Regions from separate parts of the Homo sapiens genome. Here region 2 is linked to region 1. The links are chromatin loops, found by intact Hi-C in ENCODE. Cell type or tissue: Calu3. All regions are shown on one strand. Links, peaks and the distances in the headings refer to the core of each region. The heading gives the core; the rest is flanking DNA.

What was found. A loop is a pair of places that touch in the nucleus more often than their neighbours do. Peaks named below come from ENCODE experiments on the same cell type or tissue, not always from the same donor. Only the 100,000 strongest peaks of a DNase experiment are listed, where the experiment ranks them.
Region 2: it touches region 1 in a loop (4-fold over the local background); 5 of 110 quality-filtered maps call a loop at or near these places.

What each region holds. Positions count from the first base shown.
Region 1 is chr18:8,886,369-8,896,124 of GRCh38, reverse strand. No RefSeq gene overlaps it. Among named protein-coding and RNA genes, the nearest start is that of GACAT2, 180 kb to the right of the region's middle. In Calu3, for the core only: no CTCF peak of the experiment used is centred there; a DNase peak (open chromatin) is centred at 4,944.
Region 2 is chr18:8,955,455-8,965,210 of GRCh38, reverse strand. No RefSeq gene overlaps it. Among named protein-coding and RNA genes, the nearest start is that of NDUFV2, 140 kb to the left of the region's middle. In Calu3, for the core only: no CTCF peak of the experiment used is centred there; DNase peaks (open chromatin) are centred at 3,890, 4,270 and 5,540.

The DNA.
Region 1 (9,756 bases), core at 1,182-9,181:
CATTCTCTTGGTTGATGTGAGTCACAGGCCAGCTGGGATTCAGTGTGGGAGAGGACTCTCCAAGGCATGAATATCAGAAAGTGTGGTTCCCTGGAGGTCATCTTTGTAGGGTAGCTATATGTAATTAAACTTGAAAATAGTATTCTTCATTTTTTTTTTTTTTTGAGACTGAGTCTTGATGTGTTGCCAGGCTGGAGTGCAGTGGTGCAATCTCAGTTCACTGCAACCTCCGCCTCCAGGGTTCAAGTGATTCTCCTGCCTCAGCCTTCCGAGTAGCTGGGACTACAGGTGTGCACCACCATGCCCAGCTAATTTTTGTATTTTTAGTACAGACGGGGTTTCACCATGTTGGCCAGGATGATGTCAATCTCTTGACCTCATGATCTGCCTGTCTTGGCCTCCCAAACTGCTGGGATTACAGGAGTGAGCCACTGAACCTGGCCTCCTCATTCTTTGAATCCATCACCAAATATTTCAGAGCTTGTATCTCAGCTAAGCCTGTTAGTAAAGTTGCTTTGATTAGTTTAAGTATTCCCTGAACAGTCTCCTCATCTCTGTCTAGTCCATGGGCAACTCAAGTGAATTCCTGATGGTATAATTGCAAACAGATCTTTAACTTGGAACCAAAGTGAGGGAGTGTATTAGTCTGTCCTTGCACTGCTATAAATAAATACCTGAAACTGGATAATTTATAAAGAAAGGTTTAATTGGCTCATGGTTCTGCAGGCTGCATAGGAAGCATGGCTGGAGAGGCCTCAGGAAACTTACAATCATGGCGGAAGGCAAAGGTGAAGTAGGTGCATCTTACATGGCTGGAGGAGGAAGAGAGAAAAGGGGGGAGGTGCTATACAATTTTAAACAACCAGATCTTCTGAGAACTTACTTGCTATTACAAGACCAGCAAGGGGGAAATGTACCTCCATGATCCAGTCACCTCCCACCAGGCCCCTCCTCCAACACTGGGGATTACATTTCAACATGAGATTTGGGTGGGGAGACAAATCCAAACCATATCAGGGAGTGAATGTTCTCAGTCTGCAAATACATTCGTTATACTGTGATGAGGAGGGTAGACCGGGACCCTGTCAGGTCCTCAGAACCTTGGAGAGTGGCTGTCCCATTCAGCTCTACAAGATGATGGCTGAATTGCTAATTTTGGAGTGGAAAGAAGAACGCTTTCATGTTCAGTTACTATCTGTCACTGGAATTCTATCACAGACTTCAGTTTTGGGCTTTGTGGGTTTTTAGGGTCATCTGCAGATATGTATTGAAGTATTCAATAGCATAGGCAGAAAGTAACACAGTCTTCATATTATTAAATACATTGTATTATTAATATCATGCTTCTTTGAGAATTTGTAAAAGTGAGAATTTTGCTGTGTATTTCCCATGGTAAAGATAAAGTGAGATAAAAACTCTCAATACACTGCAATTATTACTCAAAAAATAAATAAACATGTACTGTGTAGGAGTTCTTGTCCTCTCTTGCATGTTTTTTAACTTCAGGTTTGAACCCTGAATCACATTTTCTTGCTACTTAGGAGGACCCATCAGCCAATTTAAGAATGATCCAATTTCTCTCAATTGGCAATATCTCTAGATATAACACATACCACGCAGTCTTTGAATTCCATGAACACAGAATCAATGCTGACCATTTTTCTGCTATACTGCCCCACATTTTTTTTCATCTATAAAATATGAGTTAAAATTTATCTTAAAATAATAGTTGGAATAAATGAGCAAGTGAAAAGCACTTTGAAAATATATAGCACAAAACAACTGCACCACTAGCTATTATTACTATTCCTCAAAATATGTAGTATTTCTAGTCCTGTTGTCTATACTTCTTTCACCTTTCTAAGAGGTGTTGGGAAATTTATTCTTAACACTGAGATTATTAAGGCACAGCTATTATTCCCCCTTCTTGTGGCAATAAAGGACATATTATTTCAGCTATAGCTAACTTATAAAAATGTTCAGTTACTCATGTCTTAGCCCGAGTGAACATACATTATTATGCTACATTCTTTACTATTTGTAAAATAGTTGTCAGCTACAAATGCATTATCCTACACATTGAAGTTAATGATGGAAAAATGCTGCTGTCACAGAAAATTGGATTGTGAAAGTAGATAAATGCTCAGGTGCTTATTTTTAAAATAGCAAGCATTCATCTTGTGATAGTATTGGCTTCCAGTAGCTTTATCTCCATTACATAAGTGCCAGGCAGGCAATTATTATCCTGGAAGAGTGTGAGGACTTGTTATTTCATCAGCACATAAAGAGTCTTCCTACTAGATGCCATATATGGTCTGAAGTCCTGGACTCCAATCCAACCTCTTCATTTAAACACTTTTAAATTTGTATATTTTAAAATATAAACAATGATCCAAAATTCAGACACTTCAAAAAGGCATATAATGAAACGTCCCCCTTCCCTCCTCTCCTCCAGCCACACAGGGCCCCACCTTGAAGTCAAATGATGTTAATGGTTTCTTGTGTATATCTGAGATATTTTGTGCATATATAGACATAGATCTGTATATCTATCTTCCTTATTGCCCCCTGTTATGGACTGAATTTGTATTCCCCAAATTCTTATGCTGAAGCCGTAATCCCCAGTATGTCCTGCATTTGGAGATAGGGCCTTTAAAGAGATACTTAAGGTAAAGTGAAGTCATTTGGGTGGGCCCTAGGCCAATATGGTGTCCTTATAAGAGGAGGAGATGAAGACAAACACATGCAGAGGGAAAACCACATGAAGATACAAAGAGAAGATGGCCGTCTGCAAGCCAAGACAAGGGGCTCCAGGAAAAACCAAACTTGCTGACACCCTGATCTTGGATTTCTAGCTTTCAGAGTTGAGAGAAAATTTCTGTTGTTTAAGCCACCCAGTCTGTAATATTTGTTATGGCAGCCCTAGCAGACTAATATGCCTCTGCTATTTTTTTTTAATTTTTAATTTTTACAAACTAGTAGCATACAATGCCCACTTTGCTGGACCCCTCTTTTTCACTTACTATATTTTTCACGAAGTACATAAAAGCTTCCCTCTTCATTTATTGTTATGGATATATGAATTATTTTTATTATATGGTTGTAGCATAACTATTTGACCATTCTCCTACTGATGAACATTTAGAATATTTCCGATATTTTACTACTAGAAACAATACTGTCATAAATAATTTGTATATGAATAATTTTACACACGAGCAAGCATACCCGTAGAATCAGTTTCTAAAACTAACACCACTGCGTATAAGGACATCTGCAGTAATATTTTGGGTTTAAAAAAATTTTTTTTAATTTTTTATTTTTTGAGACAGAATCTCATTCTGTTGCCCTGGCTGGAGTGCAGTGGTGCAATCTCAGCTCACAGCAACCTCTGCCTACCAGGTTCAAGCGATTCTCCTGCCTCAGCCTCCCAAGCAGCTGGGATTACAGGCGCCCGCAACCACGCTTGGTCATATATATATATATATATTTTTGTATTTTTAGTAGAGACGAGGTTTCATTATGTTAGACAGGTTGGTCTCGAACTCCTGACTCTGGTGATCCGCCCACCTCCGCCTCCCAAAGTGCTGGGATTGCAGGCATGAACCACTGCATCTGGCTTGCAGTAATATTTTGATAGTTATTGCCAAATTGCCCTTCCTGGAGGACATACAGACTTATACTTACACCAGAAAGAATGAGAGTGCCTACTTCCTACATCTTCCACACACAGTTTGTTATTGAACTTTTTGATTTTTACTAATCTGGTAAAAATTTTGCATGTCAGGAAGTATCATTTTGCAGTTTTCTCATTGTGGTGATGTTGAACATCTTTTTGTAAGTTTAAAAGACATTTATATCTCATTTTTTGATTAAGCTTCTTTTTCCACTGGGCTTTTCATCTTTTTGTATTGTAGATGTTCTTTTTTTTTTTTCTTTTATTTTTATTTTGAAACAGGGTCTTGCTCTGTCACCCAGCCTGGAGTGCAGTGAGGTGATCATAGCTCACTGCAGCCTTGACCTCCCTGGCTCAAGCAATCCTCCCATCTCAGCCTCCTGAGTAGCTAGAACTACAGGTGCACGCCATTATGCCTGGCCAATTTTAAAACAATTCTTTGTAGGGATGAGGTCTCACAATGTTGCCCACGTTAGTTTTGAACTCCTCGGCTCAAGTGATCCTCCTGCCTTGGCCTCCCAAAGTACTGATGTTCTTTATTTGTTAGAAAAATTAGTCATTTTCAGTGATATGAGTTGCAAACATTTCCCCCAGTTTGTACTGGTCTTTTTACATTACTTCTGAGGAGGCTGTGTAGAAAATTTTGAGTTTAATATTATCAACTTTATCAGTCCTTTTTAAAACAGTGCAATGGCCTCTGACAATAAGCACCCAGAGTGAGGATAAACTTCCTGGGGACCTCGGGACCCCTGAACTTGCTTGCAGCTGATGTCTGAAATGAGGCTCACTTCAGGCATCAGCTGCAAGTTCAGGGGTCCCCAGGCCACCTTCACTCCTGACCAACTGGTTACAAGTTCGGGGTTCCCACGATCCTCTCAAGTTTGATAATTCACTAGAATGACTAACAGAATTCAGGGAAGAGCTATATGATTTAAAAAATTACAGTTTTATTATCACAAAAAGATTACGAATAAGAACCAATCAAAAGAAGAGACAGATAGGTAGAGGTCTGGGAGGGTCCTAGATGGGAAGTTTCTGGTGTCCTCTCCCTGCAGAGATGGGATGCATCATCCTCCGAGCACATCGGTGTGTACAATATGCAGAGTACTGTCAACTAGGATACACACTTGAGCTTCAAGTTCAGAGTTTTTTTGGGTTTCATTATGTGTGCATGATTGATTGAAACACTAGTCACCCTCTGAACTCAGTCTCCAGTCACCCCTCTTCCCTCCCTGGAGATCAGGCTGATATCACTTGGCTCAAATTCCAACCCTCTAATGACATAATTGGTCTCTCTCTCAGTGGCCAGCCTCTGTCTCGAGTCATCTCTTAGAAACTGTCGAAGAGCCTCCTATGAGTCACCTTATTAGAATAAACTATGAGGGCATACCATGAATAACAAAGACATTCCTATCACCCAGGAAATTCCAAGAAGTTAGAGATTAACTCACAGGAACCAGGAACCAGGGACAAAGCCCAATAAATTCTTTATTACTCAGGATACAGATTCTGGATTTTGTTTCATACATAGAAAGCACTTCCTTTTCTAAGATTATTATAAAAACAAATTACCCCATGATTTCCTCTAGTACCTGAATGATTCAATTTTTTTCCAACATAAAAGTGTGATTATAGATTCAAATCGTTTTCTTTTTTTCTTTCTTTCTTTCTTTCTTTTTTTTTTTGAGACAGGGTCTTGCTCTGTTGCACAGGCTGGAATACAGTGGTGTTATCATAGTTGACTGTAGCATTGAGCTCCTGGGCTCGAGCAATCCTCCCATCTCTGCCTCCTGAGTAGCTGGAACTATAGGCATGTGCCACCATGCCTGGCTAATTAAAAAAAATTTTTTTTGTAGAGATGGGGTCTCCCTATGTTGCCCGGGCTGCAAATTGTTTTCTTGATAATTGTCCCCTAACCATTTGTTGAATAAACTATTTTTCTTCTACTGATTGAAATGCTAACCTTAGCCTATACTAAATTTCCGTATGTATATGGATCTATTTCTCAACTTTATAATGTGTTCAATTGCATTTTTAAATGTTTATACCACATTATTATAATTTTATAATTTATTATTTCAAATTAATATTAATAGTAAATTTCTTAAACTTCTAAAAAACTTTTTTTGGAAATAGATTTAAAATCAAATACCAATTAGAGGTGGTAAGACACAAATGTAGCTGTCAGAGGAGTAGACAGTATCCTATTGATCTGGTTTGTCAGCTGGTTAGCAGGTTAGCATAGGGATTGTTCCAATGAATTCACTTACTTTATTGCCAGAATTGAAGAAAACTTATAAAACTGTGCTGCATTTATTTGTGTTTTACAAGCAGTTATTCAGAATCAAATGGAAATTTTTCACTGCATTGGAAATAGCCTGGCCAAATCCTCAAATTCCACAGAAGCAGTTTAGGTGTTTGGTCTTCTCAATGGTCAGCTTTTGGATGAGTTGGGCACTTGTTTTCCTCAATGACCACCTCCTGTACATCTTGACCTGGAGACAAACTACTCAGTTTCTCCCAGCAGCATTAACTGGGCCTCACTCTGTTCTTGAACAAGATGAGTTCAAGTCAGCCAGTGCAACCAGATCCAGTGTAGACAGAATCTGGTTCTTTGATCATCAACCCTGGGAGGAACTATCATCTTCATACTAGTCTTTTCCTTCAGACTGGGCAAAGAACATTTGTGGAATAGACCACATATTTGTGGCTCTCACTGGTAAAAATGTAGCTTTGTAAGCTTGCCTGAGAACAGAGCATGAATGTCAGATCCTGGCTCAGCTGCACTGCCTAACTTGGGGAGTTTTAGAAGTTACGCATCAGCAAAAAAATGTCCTGATCTGACAGCTTTGAAGAGAGTAGTGGTTCTCCCTGCTTGGAGTTTGAGATCTGAGAACGGACAGACTGCCTCCTCAAGTGGGTCCCTGACCCCTGAGTAGCCTAACTGGGAGACACCTCCCAGCAGGGGCTGACTGACACCTCATACAGCCGGGTGCACCTCTGAGATGAAGCTTCCAGAGGAATGATCAGGCAACATCTGCTGTTCTGCAAAATTTACTGTTCTGCTGCCTCCGCTGGTGATACCCAGGCAAACAGGGTCTGGAGTGGACCTCCAGTAAACTCCAACGGACCTGCAGCTGAGGGTCCTGACTGTTAGAAGGAAAACTAACAAACAGAAAGGACATCCACACCAAAATCCCATCTGTACGTCACCACCATCAAAGACCAAAGGTAGATAAAATCACAAAGATGGGTAGAAACCAGAGCAGAAAAGCTGAAAATTCTAAAAATCAGAGCACCTCTTCTCCTCCAAAGGAACGCAGCTCCTCGCCAGCAATGGAACAAAGCTGGATGGAGGAAGACTTTGACGGGTAGAGAGAAGAAGGCTTCAGACGATCAGTAATAATAAACTTCTCCAAGCTAAAAGAGGATGTTCAAACCCATTGCAAAGAAGCTAAAAACATTGAAAAAAGATTAGATGAATGGCTAACTAGAATAACCAACGCAGAGAAGTCCTTAAATGACCTGATGGAGCTGAAAACCATGGCACGAGAACTACGTGACACATGCAAAAGCTTCAGTAGCCGGTTTGATCAAGTGGAAGAAAGGGTATCAGTGATTGAAGATCAAATGAATGAAATGAAGCAAGAAGAGACGTTTAGAGAAAAAAGAGTAAAAGGAAATGAACAAAGCCTCCAAGAATTATGAGACTATGTGAAAAGACCAAATCTACGTCTGATTGGTGTACTTGAAAGTGACAGGGAGAATGGAACCAAGTTGGAAAACACTCTTCAGGATATTATCCAGGAGAACTTCCCCAACCTAGCAAGGCAGGCCAACATTCAAATTTAGGAAATACAGAGAACGCCACAAAGATACTCCTCGAGAAGAGCAACTCCAAGACACATAATTGTCAGATTCACCAAAGTTGAAATGAAGGAAAAAATGTTAAGGGCAGCCAGAGAGAAAGGTCGGGTTACCCACAAAGGGAAGCCCATCAGACTAACAGGGAATCTCTCAGCAGAAACTCTATGAGTCAGAAGAGAGTGGGGGCCAATATTCAACATTCTTAAAGAAAAGAATTTTCAACCCAGAATTTCATATCCAGCCAAACTAAGCTTCATAAGTGAAGGAGAAATAAAATGCTTTACAGACAAACAAATGCTGAGAGATTTTGTCACCACTAGGCCTGCCTTACAAGAGCTCCTGAAGGAATCACTAAACATGGAAAGGAACAACTGGTACCAGCCACTGCAAAAACATGCCAAATTGTAAAGACCATCAATGCTAGGAAGAAACTGCAGCAACTAACAAGCAAAATAACCAGCTAACATCATAATGACAGGATCAAATTCACACATAACAATATTAACCTTAAATGTAAATGGGCTAAATTCTCCAATTAAAAGACACAGACTGGCAAATTGGATAACGAGTCAAGACCCATCAGTGTGCTGTATTCAGGAGACCCATCTCACATGCAGAGACACGTATAGGCTCAAAATAAAGGGATGGAGGAAGATCTACCAACCAAATGGAAAACAAAGGCAGGGGTTGCAATTCTAGTCTCTGATAAAACAGACTTTAAACCAACAAAAATCAAAAGAGACAAAGAAGGCCATTACATAATGATAAAGGGATCAATTCAACAAGAAGAGCTAACTATCCTAAATATATATGCACCCAATACAGGAGCACCCAGATTCATAAAGCAAGTCCTTAGAGACTGACAAAGTGACTTAGACTCTCACACAATAATAATGGGAGACTTTAACACCCCACTGTCAACATTACACAGATCAACGAGACAGAAAGTTAACAAGGATATCCAGGAATTGAACTCAGCTCTGCACCAAGTGGACCTAATAGACATCTACAGAACTCTCCACCCCAAATCAACAGAATATACATTCTTCTCAACACCACATCACACTTATTCTAAAATTGACCACATAGTTGGAAGTAAAGCACTCCTCAGCAAATGTAAAAGAACGGAAGTTATAACAAACTGCCTCTCAGACCACAGTGCAATCAAACTAGAACTCAGGATTAAGAAACTCAATCAAAACCACTCAACTACATGGAAACTGAACAACCTGCTCCTGAATGACTACTGGGTACATAACGAAATGAAGGCAGGAAAAAAGATGTTCTTTGAAACCAATGAGAACAAAGACACAACATACCAGAATCTCTGGGGCACATTTAAAGCAGTGTGTAGATGGAAATTTATAGTACTGAATGCCCACAAGAGAAAGTATGAAAGATCTAAAATTGACACCCTAACATCACAATTAAAAGAACTAGAGAAGCAAGAGCAAACACATTCAAAAGCTAGCAGAAGGCAAGAAATAACTAAGATCAGAGCAGAACTGAAGGAAATAGAGACACAAAAAACCTTCAAAAAATCAATGAATCCAGGAGCTGGTTTTTTGAAAAGATCAACAAAATTGATAGGCCTCTAGCTTGCTAATGGCCTAATAAAGAAGAAAAGAGAGAAGAATCAAATAGATGCAATAAAAAATGATAAAGGGGATATCACCACCGATCTCACAGAAATACTAACTACCATCAGAGAATGCTATAAACACCTATACGCAAATAAACTAGAAAATCTAGAAGAAATGGATAAATTCCTTGACACATACACCCTCCCAAGACTAAACCAGGAAGAAGTTGAATCCCTGAATAGACCAATAAAAGGTTCTAAAATTGAGGCAATAATTAATAGCCTATCAACCAAAAAAAGTCCAAGACCAGGCGGATTCAAAGCTGAATTCTACCAGAGATACAAGGAGGAGCTGGTACCATTCCTTCTGAAACTATTTCAATCAACAGGAAAAGAGGGAATCCTCCCTAATTCTTTTTATGAGGTCAACGTCATCCTGATACCAAAGCCTGGCAGAGACACAACAAAAAAAGAGAATTTTAGACCAATATCCCTGACGAACATCGATACAAAAATCCTCAATAAAATACTGGCAAACTGAATCCAGCAGCACATCATAAAGCTTATCCACCATGATCAAGTTGGCTTCATCCCTGGGATGCAAGGCTGGTTCAACATACACAAATCAATA
Region 2 (9,756 bases), core at 667-8,666, 70 kb before region 1:
CAATCCCCTGCCTAGCAACCCACACTCATGTACTAGGTGTAGCCCCTGAGTGCTGCATGCAGTTCTATGATTGGGTCTGAAAACAGGCCTGCAATTGATGATGGTGCCAGAGGGAGCTGGAATATCAATCATGTTCATTAACAGGAAGTTGGGATCCTAATTTTTAAAATACTCTTTATGGCGATAAAACATATATAACATAAAATTTACCATTTTGACCATTTTTAAGTGCACAGTTCAACGGCATTAAGAACATTTACGTTGTCATGTGACCATCACCACTAGCCATTTCTAGAATTTCTTCATCATCCCAAACTGAAACTTTGTGCTCATTAAACAATAGTTCCTATTCCTTTCTCCCGCTACCCACTGGTAACCACCATTCTACTGGCTGTCTCTATGTATCTGACTACTTGATGGACCTCCTGTAAGTGAAATCAAATAATAGTTGTCCTTTGGTGTCTGGCTTAATTCATTTAATATAAAGTCTTCAAAGTTCATCTATGTCATAGCATGTGTCACAATTTCATTCCTTCCTGAGGCTGAACAATATTCTGTTGCATGGCTAAATCACATTTTGTTTATCCATGTATCTATCAATGGGCATTTGGGTTGTTCCTACCTTTTGATTATTGTGAATAATGCTGCTATGAACATTGGTTTGCAAGTATCTGTTTGAGTTTTTGCTCTCTTTCTTTTTTTAAAAATTACTTATTTATTTATTACTATTTTTGAGATAGGGTCTCACTCTGTTGCCCAGGCTGGAGTGCAGTGGTAGGATCATAGCTCACTGTAGCCTTGAACTCCTGGGCTCAAATGACCCTCCCGCCTCAGCCTCCCAAGTAGCGGGGACTACAGGTGCATGCCACCATTCCAGGCTCCTGCTTTCAATTCTTCTTCTTCTTCTTCTTTTTTTTTTTGAAATGGAGTCTTGCTCTGTCTCCCAGGCTCATCCCAACTCAGGAATCACAGAAGCAGATTTTGAGTAATGAGCAGGATGTTGATTTGTGGAGAATAAGGGAAAAAGGAACTCCACATAGAAGAAATAGCAAAGCAAAGGGAAAGAGTCATAAAAGTGAATAGCACTGCCAGTAACCACAAGAAAGATGGTGTGGCCAGTGTAGGATTCACTGGTCAACATCATGAGAAAACCAACAAGGTGGTTTGGGACTAGGTCATGGAAAGTTTTGAACATGAAGCTAAGAAAATCTTAATATTTTAAATTAATAACCTGCACCTTTTATTTCCAAATTATATAGGAAAGTAGGGGATTTACTTATATTTAAACACAATTTAGCAACTGTAGAGTACATTGTCATTAAAGTTTAAGCCTGATGCTTTTTACTTGGGTAAAAATGATATTTAAATGACAGTAAGAAATTTTTAAAAACCTTTCTTATGTATTCATCTATCCATTGTGAGTCTGTGTGTGTGTGTGAGTGTGTGCGTGTGCGTGTGTGTGCGTGCATGTGTGTGCGTGTGTGTGGTGTGTGTGCAGTGTGTGTGTGTGTGGTGGACATGTGTGCAATTCCTGTGTGTGTGGGTGGGGACGGGGCATGTGTGCAATGTCTTTGTGTGTGGTATGTGTATGGTGTGTGTGTGTGGTGTGTGGTGTGTGTGTGTGGTGTGTGTATGGTGTGTGTGTGTGGTGTGTGGTGTGTGTGTGTGGTGTGTGTGTGTGGTGTGTGTGTGGTGTCTGTTTGTGTGGTATGTGTGGTGTCTGTGTGTGGTCTGGTGTGGGGTATGTGTCTGATATTTGTGTGTCTGTCTCTGTGAAGGGTATGTGTATGTGATGTGTGTGTGCTGTATGTGGGTTTGGTGTCTGTACATTCCTGTGTGTGGTGTATTGGGTGTGTGAGTGTTTGTGTGTGCGTGTGGCAGCTATGGGAAGGTGTCTCTCAGATCTCCAACTGCAGGGAGTGTGACTGAGCCGGTAGCCCAGATGCTGCGCCCTGAGATGCATTGCTGCATTCGCGCCAAGACCCTGCTTCCTGGACGGAGGGCTGCAGGACACTAAGGCAGCCTTCCCTTGCAGTCTGATGGGCAACCTTGGCTCAAGGATTGGGCAACAGCCTTGTTGAGCTCCTGAGCACTGCAGAGCAGCCTGGAGCTTCCGTCTAAACTTCCTCCCTCCCTTCTCCTTCACTCATGGCCCAGGCTTGCCTTGCAGCCTGATGGCTCTTCCTGTCTCCTCAGCTCCCTCCTCACTGCCTCTCACAGGCCTTTCCCCTAATGAATCTCTGGCACAATCAATCCTGTCATGGCATCTGCTTCTGGGAGGACCCAGAATAACACAGTGGGGACAGGAATGGGTTGAGAAAGCAGGCACGGAGCTGGGATGTGGAACTGGCCCACCCACCCTAGCAGGTGGAGAGGTTGTGTCCTGGCTGGGAGCTGGGTCATTTCGAGTCCCCGGCCTAAGGCTAGCGATTTGACCGTAGTGGCCTGGCAAATGTTCCGGGAGGGGACGATGTGGTGTGTGCCGTGATGCAGGCATTTTAACAATACGGGTGGAAAAATGCCTACAAAAAAAGGCAGAGTGGGCTGGATCTCACTAAGCTGTTTTGATGCACACAGAGGAAGGAGAGACAAGGGTCTGTTTATGCAGGGCCCTGTGACAGCTGACAAAGAGGCCTCCATCTCCTGCAGAGGAAGAACAGACACACAGCTGAGAGGCAGGCTGAGGACCTGATTGTTAGAATCATGGAGCTCCAGAGAGGTTGAAATGCTTGGCCAAGGCAGGTCTGTTACGCAAAGGTCAGGGCCCCTGTGGGGAAAACCTAGGATCCTAAATATGGGACAGGGCTGTGTAGGTCCTGGCTACCAGAATGCCTCTGAAGATCTGGACTGTACACCCTGCTCAATCCCATGGGCTTGTGGAGCTGGCCCACTCCTCCCTAGGAAGGCCTAGCGTTCCCACTAAGCTGGCAGATGCTTGCAGATTCCCCGCACCCACCAAGGCAGCAAGTGCCCCCTGAGGAGCCATGCCTCCTTTCCTCCTGACTTCAGGGATGTGTATTAGCAAAGACTTTCAGTGCTAGAAGAGAAGGTGGAGGAATGGAGTCTGATTGTGAGACCTGCTCCTGCGTTAGACAATGCTGGGAGCAATACTTTGCTACCTGCTCCATTAAATTCTTGCTCTTGGAAGATAACGCTGTGAACCAATTAAAGCAGCTTCTTACAAAAATGAACAGCCTGCTCATAAAGGCTCACTTCAAGACCCTCATCTCAGTGGGGCACAGTGACTCACGCCTGTAGTATCAGCACTTTGGGAGGCTGGGATGGGAGGACTATTTGAGGCCAGGAGTTCAAGACCAGCCTGGACAACATAGTGAGAACCCATCTCTACAAAAATAAAAACTAAAAAATTAGCTGGCTGTGGTGCCACACCTGTAATCCTAGCTACTCAGTAGACAGAGGCAGAAAGATAGCATGAGCCCAGGAGTTCGAGGCTGCAGTGGGCTATGATGGCACCATTGTATTCCAGCCTAGGTGAGAGAGTGAGACTCTGTTTCAAAACAAACCAAAACAAAAGACCCTCACCCTCTTGTGTTCACCTCTTCAAGACTATTATATCTTAATTTTGCCCAATCTCGTTTCTTGCCTTGCAAGACATGCCTTAAAATCATATAATCTGGGCCATAACACCCTCCAACACCCTTTCCTAATTTCTCTGTTTTGAGACACTTCTAAGACTGACACTGTAGTATTGTCCCTTACTGCTGTAGGTCTAATATACTTAGATTTGCTTGATCAACAGATTTTTCTGGTGGTCCCTTTGGACAAGCAATAATTAACACAAAATAGACATGGATCATAGTAATACAGAATAAAGGTAGCATACTAGACATTCTCACTCTAGTGCTGACCTGTTCTCCCTGTGGTGTGTCTGGCCTGAGTCAGTTCTGATTCACCCACTTTCTCAACAGGGAAAATGTAAGACACATTTAAGAAATGCATATCAGTCTGAGACCGGAATCTAATCCTGAAATATATAAATGAATGCTCTTTGCATTTCAAGTTTAAAGAAACGGTTTTTGCCTCACCCGAAGGAAGAAATAATGATTTTTTTCCTCCCGTAAGGGCTCTTGGTTAACTCTACCCTGTTTGTTTTACTTAAAATGTTACATACTTTGCATTTATTCAGTTGATTAAGATTTATCCTGCTTAGTTAATGACTAACTTTTGGCTGGCCTTTCTAGGTTCTGAAATAGTTGTCAGGTCTGTTTGCACGTATTAGAGACATGAAGAATGGTATCTAGTACACCTAGGCTATTTGGGCACTTAGAGGAAAGATCAGATTTTGACAGGAATGCCGCTGTTAACGGATCCAGACTTTGACCCTACTAACAAGAGGCTTCGTTGTTCAAATTGGTCATTTGGGAATTACCGTAATTACTCTGGCAAATGAAGGAAATAAACCTATCAAAAGACTTTATTTGTTGCTGTTATTTATGATTTTAAAATGTATTTCTATGGGTTTTAAAATATGTTCATGCTGGAATAGGCGTTAAAACAGACATAATAACTTTTCCCACATACTGTTCCTGTCTCAAATACAAATTCTGCACAAACATATGCAAATTATGCACAAATTCTACTCCCTGCTCTGTAAATACTCCCTAAAAATTGAGTACAAATCAAGGGTTCACAAATCTGGTTTTTGTTCCCCTTACTTTCCTTTATAATTTCTAGTCTCAGGCCAGGCATGGTGGCTCACGCCTGTAATCCCAGCACTTTGGGAGGCCGAGGCAAGAGGATCACTTTAGGCCAGGAGTTCAAGACCAGCCTGGGCAACATGGCGAAACCCCGTCTCTACCAAAAATACAAAAATTAGCAAGGTGTGGTGGTGTGCACCTGTAATCCCAGCTACTTGGGGGGCTGAGGCATGAGAATTGCTTGAGCCCGGGAGGCAGAGGTTGAAGTGAGCCGAGGTCACGCCATTGCACTCCAGCTTGGGCGACAGAGCGAGACTCTGTCTCAAAAAAAGAAAAAAATGTCTAGTCTTGTCATCATTTCTAATAAGAAACGTGTCCTGAGCATTTGCCATTCATTATCTGCTGACTCCATCCCAGAGAGTCTGTAATGTTGTTACCTGGTCCTAGCCCTCATTGCACATGAGATGGTAATTGTAGTTCAAAAGAGTAGGTGACCAGTGCCAGCTGAGTAGCCGGTCAATAAGGGTCTTAATGCTAATTGCTAACCCTTGAGCTTTGAATATTTGTCTCTTTCCTGCTGACCCAAGGCTTTCTGCCAAGTAGCTAATCAGTAAACATATGCTTAAATATACTCAAGGCGTTCCTATTATTAAAGCACTATTTTGATTGTGCTTTTGATTCCCTGATCAAAATTTTCCATTGACTACTGAGAAAAGTCCAAAGCACTTAAGCTGAAATGTCCAGCTTTCTAAAGTCAGATCTCTATTTACCTTTCCAACCTTATCTTCTGCTATTCTCCGGTGCACTCCAGAAATTCCAATCACAAAGAGCTACTCAGTACTCCCTGCGGTGCTGGCATTGCTCGGCCTAGCCCTCCGTTATCTCTTTCAATATTTCAGCACCATCCTCCCTCCCCTGAGAGGCCCGGTCAGGTGAAGTGTTTAGGAAGAACTAGCCTGCAATAAGGTGAGGACAGGGAAGGGGGTGGATCCTGCGCTTCAGTTGGGATGGGATAATTAACATAAAAATGCATCACTCTTGATCTTTCTCCACTTGTCTCATGCTCCTGTTTTCTTACTTTCAGTTAACATCTTTTTTTTTTTTTTTGAGATTGAGACAGTCTCACTCTGTCACCCAGGCTGGAGTGCAGTGGCACAATCTCAACTCAACCTCTACCTCCCAGTTTCAAGCTATCCTCGTGCCTCAGCCTCCTGAGTAGCTGGGATTACAGGCATGTGCCACCCCGCCCGGCTAATTTTTGTATTTTAAGTAGAGATGGGGTTTGTCCATGTTGGCCAGGGTAGTCTTGAACTCCTGGTCTCAAACTATCTGCCCACCTTGGCCTCCCAATGTGCTAGGATTACAAGTGTGAGCCATCACGCCCAGCCTGGTTAACATCTTTTTATCATGATTTTCACAAGGGTTGTGTAAGCATACCTTCAAAACTGATGGGGTGTGCTCAGGGAGAGTGCCTTCTCCTCTCACCTCCCTCCCTGCAGCACCTCCCTGCTGTGTTCAGCCTGCTGTGTCTCGGCTTATGGGTGGCCCACCGTTCTCAGTCCAAGCTCCTGCCCCCACTGGATTCCCATGGACTTCCTTTGTAACCAGTGGTATGGTAATGAGGTTCTTCACACATACAAATATTCTCTAAATATTTCGGTTCCTCCCTCATCTGTTCTTTGGGAGCTGGGATTCTGCTTTATAATCATCTGTGCCTCTTCATCTTCTAGCACAGGGCTTTGCCTGTGGCACATGGCACTGAATCCATCAAATAAAAACAACCAAAGAGCAAAATATTTTTGCAATCTGAAGAATATATTTACAATGAGAAACATCACTTGTAGCTGCCTGTGGTATATGGCAAACACTGTTGAAACAGAGCCACATATATGGATGGTCAAAATGCTTTCCTGTTTGTCACCCTGTCTGTCTCCATTTTTACCTAAGTTTGGAAGTAGGCAAGTGTCCACTTTGATCCCATTTCATCTGGGCAGTGGTAGAAGTAGCCTATAATTCATGCAGTAGGTTGTTTTGTCTGTATAGTGTCAAATAATTGATATCACTTGTTGTTGTTTTTAATTATTGAGTTGACTTCAGCAAACAGTAGTTTGGGTATCTCAAAACAGCTTGAATCTGACCAAAGAGAAAGAGTTACCGAAAAACAAAGAAATTTCATGTAGTGTATGAGGTTTTATCTTTGAGCAGGGAAGTTCTCAAGATTTCAAGGCAAAAGCACAGAAGAGTAGGTGTAGAAATGTCAGCAGTACCAAATTCTTATCCTCATTCTGACCCTGAAGCTCTTGGGTCTTCATGAGAGAAGTCTTTTCTTTTGTTGAGTCTCTTCTTTGCACAGGCAGTTGCTAGGAGGTCACTTTCTTCTGTCTCCTTTGCCCTCGAAAGGATGTTTTAGGAGGCCATGTCATGATGATCTGGTCCTCCTGAAGAACAGGTCAGGACAACATTAAATGATTTATTTGCTCCCTGAACCTGTGTTTGTTGCCTTCCAAGGCACTGGAAAACCAAAGACTGCCTTTCTGCTGCTCTGAGAAATTATTCTGTCTAGAATACTTGATCACACACCCAAACAGGTGCCAAATGGAAAATAGCATGCCAGATGTCAACCCAAGCAGCAGAAAGTTGGCCAGGACACTGTATCTCTGAATTTAAATGGTCTAAAACTTCACATTTATCCTGAATGGTCTTCTTATGCTGACTCTTTAGAGATCATAGAATCCTAGAGTGCTGAGCAAACAGATATCCTGCAGCTCATTGCATTCATCTTTCAGAAATCCAAACAGGTTAAATGATGTCTCCAGCAATTAATACCCAGTGGCAGATCCAGTTCTAGAAGAAACCTAGGGGAATCCAGGTGTTCTACCTGCAAACTGTGACCAAAAAAGTGATGTCTACTCATAATATACTTTGTGTTATTTCAGAGCCTAGGATGGCGACATTTCATTGCAGAAGCAATGACCCACTCCTAGTCAATTTCAGCAGATAACATGGAGACTTGAACAAGCTAAATCTGTTGCAGAAAAATAGATAGTATTTGTCAAGCACAGAAATGGGGGTGTTGAATATGCACTAAGTCAGACTCCAAATTTTTCACCCCAAACAGTTGGTTGAGAACACTCACATGTTTTATAGTCATGTATCCCAGAACTGTCTGTTACAGCAACACCTTTAGATTCCTCACAGGCCAGGTGTGGAGGCTCATGCCTGTAATCCCAGCACCTTGGGAGGCTGAGACAGGAGGATTGCTCCAGCCCAGGAGTTTGAGACCAACCTGGGTAACATAGCAAGACTCCCTCTCTACAAAAAATTTAAAAATTAGCCAAGCATGGTGGTGTTCACCTGCAGTCTCAGCTACTCAGGAGGTTGAGGTGGGAGGATCACTTGAGCCTGGGAGGTTGAGGCTGCAGTGAAGAGTGATCACACAAACAACAAAAACCACTCCTTGCCTATCTTTAAGAGATTAACTACATGAGCAGGCTTTCATGAGCAGTTGAATTTCTTCCCTGGATTCATTGTGAGCAAGCTCCTTGGAGTTTGGTGAGCCTTTTAACTGTAAACCAAAAAAAATAACTGAGGCAAGTCTCAATCATTTTTAGAGGTTTATTTTGCCAAGGTTGAAGACATGCCCGAGAGAAAAAAAAGGTACAGAAAACCACAGGAAACATCTGTGCTCCGTGATTTTTTCCCAAAGAGGGTCTGGGTACTTCAATATTCAAAGGGAAAAAGAGCAGGCAGTAGGTGAAAGAGGAAGGAGGAAAAGAAAGGGAAAGAGTAGATAAAAGAGGCAAACAGTTGCATTCCTTTGAGTCTTTTGATCAGTGAAGCCACTTTTTTCACGTGAAAGGAGGGAGGAGAGGAATAGTCAATTATGCATTTATCTTGTGCTCAGTTAATCTCCATTTTTACATAAGGTAAAATAAACATAGGAAGTAGAGGAAGCAGTTAGATATGCATTCCTCTCAGTTGAACAGAGGGATGATGGCTTTTAGTTCTTGGTTTTTGTTCTCTTTCTGTAGAAGATTAGCTTCTAATTTATTAATACATTGTAGGGTGAAATTCAACAGAACTGTCTTAGGGTAAAGATATTGGGGCTCACAAGAGATTTCCTTGTGAGGAAATTGTGAGGGAAGAATGTAGCCTTTTATCTTGTAGCTATCTATTTAGGAACAAAGTGGAAGGCAGGTTTGCCTGACCGAGTTCCCAGCTTAATGTTTCCCTTTGGCTTAGCGAGTTTGGGGTCCAGAGATTTTATTTTCCTTTCAGATGCCATAGGAAATGTAACAACTGTAGAAACGAGATTTCAGAGCTGGGCCTCTCAAGACCCATTTGACTACAAGGTCAGAGAGAGAATGCTGGTCCTCATAGGCCTGTCCTGAGTCGGCTCTGGACACCTGGAGGCCACAACTGCAAGAGTGAGGGTGAGGTCAGTGACCAGAAGGAAGGTGTCACTAGGGAAAGAGCATGGAACCCTCAATTCCAACAGTAACCCTCAATTCCAACTGTAACCCTTACCAGCCCTGTTATGAACTGGATGCTTGTGTCCTCTGGAAATTCATATCTTGAAATCCTAATCCCCAACGTGATGATCTTAGGAGGAGGATTTGGGGGTAAGTAGGTCATGAAGGTGGAGCCCTCACAAATGAGATTAACACCCTTGTAAGAAGAGACATGAGAACTTGCTCACTCTCAGCTCTTCACTTGTGAAAATGCAATGAGAAGGCATCAATTGCAAACCCAAAAGTGGCCTGGAAAGCCCAAGATCAAGATGTTGGAATATCTGGGATCTGGTGAGGGCTGCTTCCTGGCCATCCCTGGATGTTATTTCCTTAGGACCCTAGTCTATTAGTGGTACCCCAAGCCCTTCACTCGGGCACCCCAAGTAGCCTTGCCATCACCTGATCCTCAGTAAAACCCCTATCCCCAAAAGTTAGGTGTTAGAAAGGAAAGGTATCTGATTGAACGGGTTCACATTCAATAGCTATTAGCTTCAGAGTCCTCTGGGAAATATGCATGTTTTGAAAAAAAGGTGCTCAATAACCAAGATGAATCTCAAATCAGTTGAATTTCAGACAAGATAAAAAGT